Regions from separate parts of the Homo sapiens genome. Here region 2 is linked to region 1. Evidence: chromatin contacts called from ENCODE Hi-C data. All regions are on one chromosome and are shown on one strand. Each heading gives the region's core, a stretch centred on a gene start or an enhancer-like site at or near the end of the contact. The rest is flanking DNA. Distances are from core to core; before and after follow the strand shown. Region 1 overlaps QKI (QKI, KH domain containing RNA binding). Region 2 overlaps QKI (QKI, KH domain containing RNA binding).

Evidence for each region. A loop is a pair of places that touch in the nucleus more often than their neighbours do. Pooled maps may share reads with other maps.
Region 2: a loop to region 1 is called in a map of gastrocnemius medialis, with 1.8 times the contacts of the local background. The contact joins two enhancer-like sites. A Hi-C loop is called at or near these places in 6 of 168 maps with a recorded cell type or tissue (IMR-90, PC-3, endothelial cell of hepatic sinusoid and 3 more) and 2 of 50 pooled maps.

The regions. Positions count from the first base shown.
Region 1 is chr6:163,488,941-163,494,187 of GRCh38, reverse strand. All of the region lies in intron 3 of QKI (QKI, KH domain containing RNA binding), which reads right to left. Among named protein-coding and RNA genes, the nearest start is that of QKI, 77 kb to the right of the region's middle. Within about 2 kb of position 2,812, at least 15 of the 41 ENCODE cell types and tissues checked have a DNase peak (open chromatin) inside an H3K27ac peak, as active enhancers do; they include gastrocnemius medialis, where a contact is called at or near this core.
Region 2 is chr6:163,530,731-163,535,977 of GRCh38, reverse strand. It overlaps QKI (QKI, KH domain containing RNA binding), which reads right to left. Exons shown (of 8, transcript NM_006775.3): 4 at 853-996. Among named protein-coding and RNA genes, the nearest start is that of QKI, 120 kb to the right of the region's middle. RefSeq lists a silencer at 240-421. Within about 2 kb of position 2,302, at least 4 of the 41 ENCODE cell types and tissues checked have a DNase peak (open chromatin) inside an H3K27ac peak, as active enhancers do; they include gastrocnemius medialis, where a contact is called at or near this core.

The DNA.
Region 1 (5,247 bases), core at 1,563-4,062:
TTTATTTGTATTATTTTCTATTGTTGTATTATTATTTTTTATTATTTTTCCTCCCGAATATTTTTTGATCTGTGGTTGGCTGAATTGGAGGATGTGGGGCCTGCAGTATGGAGGGCCAAGGTATACAGCAAATTTAGGTTGAAGGTATACACAAATTCACTTTGTTAGCCTTGTAATTATTCTGCATGTATAATTTTTTATTTTTTCAAAATGAGGATGAAAAGAAAATACAAAGTGGGGGTTTACAGATGGCAGCAATGTTAGGCAATAAACAAGTGAAACAGATAAGCTTTAACCTTGTTAACCAGAAGTATGTTTGTTGTATTTTTGTCTATATTTTTGTCCCTTTAAAAAAGTGATTTTTTAGAAGATTCGTTACATAAGCATTTTCATTTTCTGAGGGAGCTTACAATTTCAAACAGTGAAGTTGAAAGGCAATTTTGAAATGCATTTTCAACCAACCAATTCTACACATTTATCTTTTTTTGTTGTACTTTTAAGTTAGAGAAGGGTCCAAGGTGGTCTCGAACTCCTAAGCTCAAATGATCCTCCCACCTCAGTGGTGGAATCCCACCTATAGTGCTGGAATTACAAGCATGAGCCATGGAGCCCAGTCACATTTATCTTAATGATAAAGTACAGATATTCTTCACAGCATTTTTATAGTAAAAACAATTATTTTAAAACTTCAACAAACAATATACCTCAGTACACATATGTACAATTAAATGCTACTTATAACCATTAAAAAGTATTGTAGGCTGGGCACGGTGGCTCATGCCTGTAATTCCAGCACTTTGGGAGGCCGAGGCGGTGGATCACCTGAGTTCAGGAGTTCAAGAACAGCCTGACCAACATTAAAACCCCGTCACTATTAGAAATACAAAAAATTAGCTGGGAGTGGTGGCATGCGCCTGTAATCCCAGCTATTCAGGAGGCTGAGGCAGGAGAATCGCTTGAACCCAGGAGGTGAAGGTTGCAGTGGGCCAAGATTGCCCAATGCCCTCCAGCCTGAGTGACAAGAGCAAAACTCCATCTCAAAAAAAAAAAAAAAGTATTGTAGATGACTTTTTAGTACGTAATATACTTAAACAAAATATATCAGGTCACAAATACATAGATCTCAAAATATGTATTAACACATAAGTAACGGCGCTAAATGGGGAAGATTAGATTTTTAAAATACCAGAATTATCTAAATTTTTTCTACACTAAACGTGAAAGGCTTTCATAATTAAGAAAAAATTCATTTTTATGTTATAAAAGATGAGGTTCAGTATTTGCTTTCACTTCTTTTGACTCCTTTTAAAGTACTTACTCGTCTTAAATCTTAAACGTTCTAAACAATGTGCTGTTGTAACACTTGATAATATTACACACCCTGAAGCATCCATATAGGCATCCGTTTACTCACTTGTCTATTATTCAATAATCTCACTACTGAGATAACACAAATTATTATTCAAACATTAATCTTATTAGTTACAAAGATAAAATTACTCCAAATTTTCTTCACATTAGATTTTTTAAGAAAATTTTTTTCTATTTGAAGTGACTAGTCCTCTATATTTAGACTACCTTATACTTATTTTAATTCACCAAAAATCTTAAGTTTTTGCAGACCTTTTTAAAAACATTCTTCACTATCTGCTATAATTTCTATTACTGTTTTTAAAAATAGTTAAACGTAACAATTCACAAAATGAAGAATAATTTCAACAATCTGAGATTCACAATTGTTGTTAAACATTAAACACAGCCCCACAAACTATGTCCTATAACAACCTGTGATTTAAAAACACCAAACTAAAAATTATAGGTATTTAAAATCGAGAGTTAACAATTACATGTTTTAAAATCTAAAGAACAACAAAATAATTTAATAGTGGTCTCTCATAACTGAAGAAATAAACAGAAAACTAAAACTAATAGGATAGAATAGGATGGCTCCCTAGGCTTATGAAACGGCCTAATAATTTGTTGTTAATATATTAGACTGAAAAATTATTTCCAACTAAGGTTAACGGGTTTTGAAAAGATCAATTGCTGCAGCATTAATACACATCAGCAACATTCCACTACTCACTCTGTCAACAGAGAGCTGAATCCTCTAAAAAGAAAATGTTACATAAGACACAACTACAAGATGCTCAAATATTCCTTAACGAAATTGACTGCAATCCAATCAAGACTTAATTTTAAAAGGCTCATTAAGAGCATCTAGTGATAAAATGGACTCTCCCTTTTCACTGAGACTCACGTCTCATTTCATTAGACATGGGCAATTAACTCATCCTGGAGTTATATCTATGGCTGAGTAATGAGATGAAGTTTTACAGGTTAAAGTATTACTTTACTAATAAAAACAAAAGTCTATTCTTATTGGGTCCATCTTTTTACCTCTCAAAGGGTGTCTCACAAATTTTAATAAATGTATTTTCAAATAAATTTTTTATTTCAAGTCTTCCCAATCTTTCTTAACAATGGGCAAAAAGCAGTGACTCCACTCTATAAATGTACTGAGATATTATCAACCCGGAAATAAACATTTAATCTTTATTGCACTGTTTTGTACTCTTCTATCTTAAAACAAAGCTAAGCCATTTGAGTCCTTAATGAACATGTAACCAGAAATCAAACTTAAAAATAATCTAGTCAATAATCTAAAATGAATTTTATTTTATAAACACAGAGCAAAAAAATAAAAAATAAAAAAAAATGAGGGAGTGAGAAGAACAAAAGTAGAGGAGGAGGGACACCAGGGAGCTAGTTTACAATCCTGAAACAAACATACCACGTCACAGTTGGCATTTAAACCAGTGCGGCCGGAAGTGCAGCCTACAAGTACAGAAATCAAGCCTGTTCAGAAACTCTTTGAGCATTCTGACAGGATAATTTTATGTCTCTTGATAAAAGACAGTTTTAAATGGGGTTAAATATATGTCTTTTTAAAACTCCACTTCTCTGGTAACTAATTTTATTGTATTTCACCAAAAGATATAATGGATTGAATTTTTTTAGTGGGTCTCTTACCACAGACAGTTTGAAAAGCACTGAAAAGGATAGCGGGTCTTCTTTTCTCTTTAAAAACAAACCAATCTACCACTTTTGAAGTTGAATTCAACACCATATCACATGACATCTTAACAAAAAAGAGAACTAAGGCTACTAGGCAATAAACTTTTAGCTAGGGCAGAACACCTTTAAGACAAGCACTGTCATTAAATATGTCAAAGTCTCTAAAGTTTAAGAGATTATATTTGTTTTGAATTCAAAGTAGATTAAGATCAGAGGACTGAAGTTTCAAAGATTTTATCCTAACACAAGAAAGAACTTTCTAGGCAGAGTTGTGTGAGACTTGATCATTTGTCTTCTGCCTTTAGTCACTTCCCACTTCTGTCCATCTCTTCCACTACTGTCAAGTTACCTTTCCAAAACAATTAATACATCATATAACTTCTCATCTTTAAAAGAGAAGAGTGTCAATGCACTGCTTTCAAAATGAAATAAATTTGGATATAAGGTTCATGGTCCTTTATCCTCAGACCTCAGCCTTATCTCCAATACCAACACTCCACTGTGCCCCATACCTTCCACTGAGACACACCAAGCATCCACATAGCAACATACCCTGGTTGATTCTATTTCTGATGTCTAGAATACCATTTTACTTATTTGCCTGGTAAACTCCTACTTCAATCTTCTCCAGCTTCCTTTAAAAACCTTCAACCTTCAAAGAACACATTACTTCTTGACTTCCTGCACAATGTATATATCATCTCCGCTGCATCAGTTCACTGTCAATATATCAGTCTTCCAGGGGTGAAAGTTCCTTGAGGGTAAAAAATCACAGGCATTCAAAAACATAACTGCTGCCGCAGATTGTATTAAATTAACTATGGTAGAAGGTAATGAAAACTGACTAACAGTCATTTATAGTACTACTTACTGAAATATCATGGAATTAAGTATCACAAATATGGTTTAGACTCGATGACTTAATAAGGTTCCCTCTAAACCAGGTTATACAAGAGTATACATTTCATTGCCACTTTTCTAAAGCAACTCATCTGTTTTCATAGCGAATTCTACTATTCAATTGGATTCATGAAAGTTGATAAGAATACAATTTGTAAGATTAACCCTCTAACAAACAACCTGTAACAGTTCCTACTCCCTAATCATCTCGTCAAATGGTACCAATAAGGGAGGCTGAAGGAAGAGGGGGAGATATATATGGTTTGATGGAGAGGCAGTAATATAAAATGCGAGAAAAAAACCATTTCTCACAGGGTACACCTTTCTCAACTAAGAATTCCACATGAGAATCAAATTTCAATGCCCAGCCCAAGACATAAAAATTATATGTGGTTAACTTCTCTCCTGTGTAACTATAATGGTTCTCTTGATGAGTCATCTTTAATAAAATGAAATAATTCCTATTTTCTGTGGTTCAGATGAGGAACCCTAGCTGAGAAAAGCTTGTTAAGCTTACAGAAAAATCAAAGCATATTTCCACTTAAAAACATTTAAGAAGTAGTTTCTTAAGCCCAGCCAGAAGTTATTACAATTAGTGTGCCTTAAGACATGTTGTAATGGTACCATTTCAAGTAAGTCTAACCATTATTTATAAACTGCTTCAGTCAGAATATTAAAAAACGCACTACAAACAATAGTTGGGAAACTGAAGGTGGTAACAGTGTTCATAACAGTAATGACTTTTACACACAACACACACACACACACACACACACACACACACAGCATAACTTCTTTGAAAGTGCCTTTAACAGATGCTCAATCTCCTGCACAACAGAGCAAAGTTTTGTGAAGCTGGGGGGAAACTGCTACTCTCATACACTGCTGATGGTAACGCAAACCATCACCCTAAGACGGAGGAATTTAGCACTAACTAATAAAACCACACACGATCCTGCTTCTACAATTCTATTCAAACATAAACTAGCAACTTCAAGAAACACTTTTCAACACAGCACTATACCTTTTTGTAACGGCAAAAAAAAAAAAAACGAATAAAGGCTATTCTTTATACACTCCCATTAAATGACCACAATATACTATTAAGTGAAAATAAATAATAAAGGTATTAAAAAGTGCTGAGAGTATAATAATCTATGAAGAGTGAGAAATTATACACAGATACACACACAAAACTGTTACATAACTGTTTATGTTTAAAAAAAAAAAAAAAAAGAAATGGAAGGATAAACCAAAAACTAAAAATAA
Region 2 (5,247 bases), core at 1,053-3,552, 42 kb before region 1:
TTGGACACAATACTAACAGTATTCCTAGTTTTTTCTTTTCTTTTTTGAGACAGGGTCTCACTCTGTCACCCAGGCTGGAGTATAGTGGCGCAATCTCAGCTCACTGCAACCTCTGCCTCCCAGGCTCAGGCGATTCTCATGCCTCAGCCTCCCAAGTAGCTGGGATTACAGGTGCCTGCCATCACGCCCGACTTATTTTTTGTATTTTTAGTAGAGATGGGGTTTCACCATGTTGGCCAGGCTGGGCTCAAACTCCTGACCTCAGGTGATCCAACCGCCTCAGCCTCCCAAAGTGCTGGGATTACAGGCATGAGCCACCGCACCCAGCCCTAGTTTTTCCAATAGCAAATTAGGGTCCACATTTCCATATAGTTTTACTAATATAAGAAAAAAAAATTAATGGCCCAGAAAACCAGTAATTTATTTTTCATTTCCCGTTAAAAAAAAAAAAATTATACTCTGGGAGTAGTACAATTATTATTTCTAAAAATATTAAAGGGTTAAGAAACAATAAGGAGCCAACCCAAGGAAGGGGGGCAGAGGGAAGAGATGGGGGAAGAGATGGGGAAAGAGAAACCGGGAAGGAAGGAGAACTGATAACACAAAAGCATCTGGATAATTTCTTACGCGACGTCACCCTCCAAAACCCCTTTTAATGTCTATCTAAGGACCCCTAAATACGAACTTTATGTTTTTATTATGTTAGAAGTATCAGTCAGGTGTTTTTAATTTTATGCTTAAATAAAATTTCTAACAACCAATAACCTATTCCTTATAAACATTACGATAATTTAAAATAAACTGACAAAAAAGGACGAGGCCCAAATCTAAGGTCTGGAAATTATTACTTACTGCAGGTACCAATAATTTCTTCACTTCTTCAACTGCTCTCTTCAATTTGATTTCTGCTCTGTTCTGAGCATCTTCCACAGTGATTAGTACATGTAAATCTTCATTTAGATGCTCCCAATTGGGCTTGCCTCTATTTTGCTCCTCCTAAAAAATTTACAGAGTACATGATTAAAATTATTCTCTTTAAAGAGAGAGCACATCTTTCATAATACTAACCTGTTGTCAATTATTTCAGCTATGTTTGCATTATTTTGCTATGATGGCACAAGTCTTTGAATTATTTTTCTGGGTCCTCAAAGTTTGATTGAATGTGAGACTACTGGGTCAAATGATAATTAATCCAACAAGTATTTACTGAGCACTTACTATCTACCAGGCACAGAACCAGATGCTAAAGATCAGCCCCAAGCGTGCTCCTATGCACTAGAAGCATACATCATCATCATGTATGTAGTATCATACAACATACATCTGATACTGTCCTTACATTACCATGAAAAACACTTTGAGAAACATGTCATTATTTCTGCATTTTACTTATAAGTAAACAGAAGGTCATCAAGGTTAAGGGGGTCACCTCTCAATGTCACACAGCTAACAGGCTGTCAATTTAGGAACTGAATCAAAGTTTTCATTCTCTAATTCAGTGATCTTTCCACTTCATTACAACTGCTTTTAATGACATTGGTTGTATTCAGCATTAGAAAAGGTATTTTGCATATAGATGTTATTGTGTAAGATGACTACCACTTGTTTTAAGTATTTCATGCGGTAATTATGAAAATAGTTTTATCTACATTCCCATCAGACCATACCTTAAAATTAACTGTAAGGCTACTCTTTAATTATATCAAGTCATAAATACTAGTTTCATAGAGAATATCTATATTTCATTTCCTTAATGTCTTCTAGTAAGAAATATCCCCATGTTGAAAACCTGGTTAAGCTACAGGGAGGTTAAGTAGAGTTGGCATAATTTCAGAATCGCTGTTTTAAGTTTTAGAGAAAGTGTTTTTAAATAAAATAAGAATATATAAGTAGTATATAAATGGTAAATATAAATGCACCTGGCACACAGCAAGGTACCACAGACAAACAATAAATATCTGCTGTTTTTGGACCTTTATTTTAGAAGTTACTATTTACCTAATTGTTAGATTCCAGTAAAAGAAAATAAAGCAGGCATAATAAAACTGCTTTCTGCAACAATTCACATGATTGAGCTTAGCCAATAAGGCTAAAAATAAATTTTAACAGTAAATGCTTCTGCTTTATTTTTAATCAACACATCTTTAGGATGAAAATGCATCCACATATTGTAAGGGGATACAGGGAAAAAAAAAATCAGACACAATCCTATGCTGGGCCATCTATGTATTTCCAAAGAGTGAACTCTGAGTCAGCACAGCATTTTACAGGGGTACCATCTGTCCGACACTGTGTGAACCACCAGCTCAGAATATCTGACTGTTTCAACATAAGGTCACATTACATTCTTTTTGATGATGTCATATCTTTACAAAGCTAGGTTGTTAGCGGTTGCTGTAATAAAAATCAAGAACATACAAAAATCAATGTGGAACAAGAAAAGAGGGTGGCAGTACAAAAATCTGATTCCAAAGTTTGAGAATTTGAACAGCACCCAAGAAAATACAAATGCTATTAGTAAAAATGTGGTTATTTACAAATAAAATGTATAGTCTGTTTCAAAGTTGTTTGTAGAGTAAATATTTAATAAACAGAACTCTGAAATATTTCTTTTTGACTAGGGTACACCATGCAAACTAAGTGGGAAACCAAGGAGTCAATGAATCAAGAAACTGGAAACCTCAGGGTTATCTGTATGGCAAGAAATAAAATATGTATTAATATCTCTAACTGTGGCAAGAAAAATTAGTTTTGTTATCCAGATTTCAATTGTTATGTTCAAGAATGCTAACAGTATTTTCTCACCAAAATTTGTATTTTTTATTTATCTTTTTTTTTTTGGAGAGAGACCTACAAAAGCTACTAGTCTGGTATTATTTGGTGGGCCTAAAAGTGCACCTATTTGACTAAACGCATATATATGAGGGACTTCTGTTTCCAGGCAAGATATAGTAACAGGAACCAGATTCACCTTCCTGCTGAAACAACCAAAAAACTGGCAAAACGTATCAACAAGTTTCAAGCCACTGGACATCAGACAACTAAGGACAAATGACACAGAGTTGGGAACAACTGAGGTGAGCCTATAACTGCCCCCACTCACTGGCTTGAGAGTCTCCAGACAACTCCATGAGGAGACTAAGCAAGAGTCCAGGGAAACCGAGGCAGCCAAAGCTCAGAGAGTCCTGGGAGAGCTGCCACTCAAATATTCAGCTGAACCCTGATCGTTGCATACTTGAGAGAAAATTCCAGAGGCCAGGGAAGGAACCACCCAAAAGGATTCCAGGTCAAAGTGCCTGGCTCTAGAAAAGAACAAGACTGAAAGACTTGAAGGATTCCCCACGGGTAAGGGACACAGAAAGGTCTTGCCTCAGTGGTAGGAAAAAACTAAACCTAATCTAAGCATTGTTCCAGTACAACTAAATACATTTTAAAAGTAAGACCAAATGCCTTAAATTATTTCCAACTAACTTAACTGTGTCCCAGGACAAAGCTCAAAGATATTTATAGGAATATAAAAATATCCACCCAACAAGGTAAAAGTCTGGCATACAATTAGAAATTAACGGGCATGCAAAGCAGCAAGAAAAATGCAATACATGAGACCACCTCCCCCCCAATCAATTCACTCAAACCAATCTAGAAGTGATACAGATGTTATTATAAATAGACAAAGACATTAAAAGCTCTATGTGTGTGTGTCAAACACTAATGCATATAGATACTAATACAATGAAAACTGAGGAACATTTATAATCAAATATTTTTGAGAAAAGCTTAAGAATAAAAACTAAAATTTGACTTGCCGCAGAAACCTCTATACATGGAGAAAAGCCAGAGAATTTAAAAGGAATAATTATTTTCATGATAGAAACAAAGTTGCAGTATTATTTGCCATTTTGCTTTATTGCAAGAATACATTTTTAAGGTGTAAAACACTTGGCCAATGCGTACTCTTACTAATTCAACAACTTAAATGATAGTTAAAAATATAAAAATAGGAGAAAGCTACATCTACCCTGTTTGCTTCAAAATCAACATTTTTGCTTACACTTTTAAAAACAATTGAAGGAGCAAAAATTTTCAAAGATGGAGAAATTAATGGAATGGTGTACTTACACTCCCACCAAAAATTCTTCTACAACACTGCAGAGTTTAAAATGTACAAACTCAGCCGGGCACAGTGGCTCATGCCTGTAATCCCAGCACTTTGGGGGGGCCGAGGCAGGAAGACTGCTTGAGCCCAGGAGTTCAAGGCCAGCCTGGGGAACAGTCAGACCCTGTGTCTATTATAAATAAATAAATAAAATGTCCAAACTCGTAAGAAGTAAGAAAATGGGAAAGGAAACCATTTAAAAATTAAGAATCTAGAAAGCAGATGGTTAACTTAAAATTTACCTGACTCTAGTTAAGAAAGAAACTTATTTCCTTGCAATCCACCCCAAAAATACTGAGGAAATGGGCAGCAGTGAAAACAGGGGTGAGGGTGGGGCTGAGATTGCAGGACTAGATGAACTCTCATTAAAAAGCAGTTCAATTCCCATATCCCCTGTCCACAAATGGCTAGCTATCAAGCACTCCCTAATTCCCAGCAGTAGACCAGAAACTGATTCTGAAAGGAAGTAAAACACTTGCTCAAACTGCATTAGGAGAACAGTTGACAGGGTAACTTCCACTCTGACAGCTGGGCTGGCCGGCCATCTCCCCTGCTCCAAATGCAGAGCAAGGGAACCCAGGCCCACATCTTGGGGACAGGAGACTTGAACAACTGACCCTTCAGAGAGTTAATAAAAGACGCTACAATGCTGAAACAAGAATGCTCTATTTAAAAATTTTGAATACAAATAGAAACTCCTGCAACTAAAAACATGAGAGCAAAGATGAAAAATTTGATAGAAGGTTGGAAGACAAACTGAGGAACTCTCCAAGTAGCAAAAGACAGAGATAAAAAAAAATGGTGCAGAACTGTATAATATTAGAGGACTAGTCCAAGAGGTTCAGAAACTGAAATGACGATGTCCAACTACCAATATAAAGAAAAAGAAAGCAGAGGGAGAAAAATCATCAATGTTATATATTTTTCGCAAAACTGAGGGATCTGAGGTTCCAGATGAAAAGGACCCACTGAGTTTTCACCACAAGGAATAAATGAAGCGGACACTTCAAAATCAAACAATGTAGCAATTGAAAGTAAACACTAAAAGCACCTCTTTTAGTGTTTTGGAGGGGGTGCAGTGTGAAGAGAGA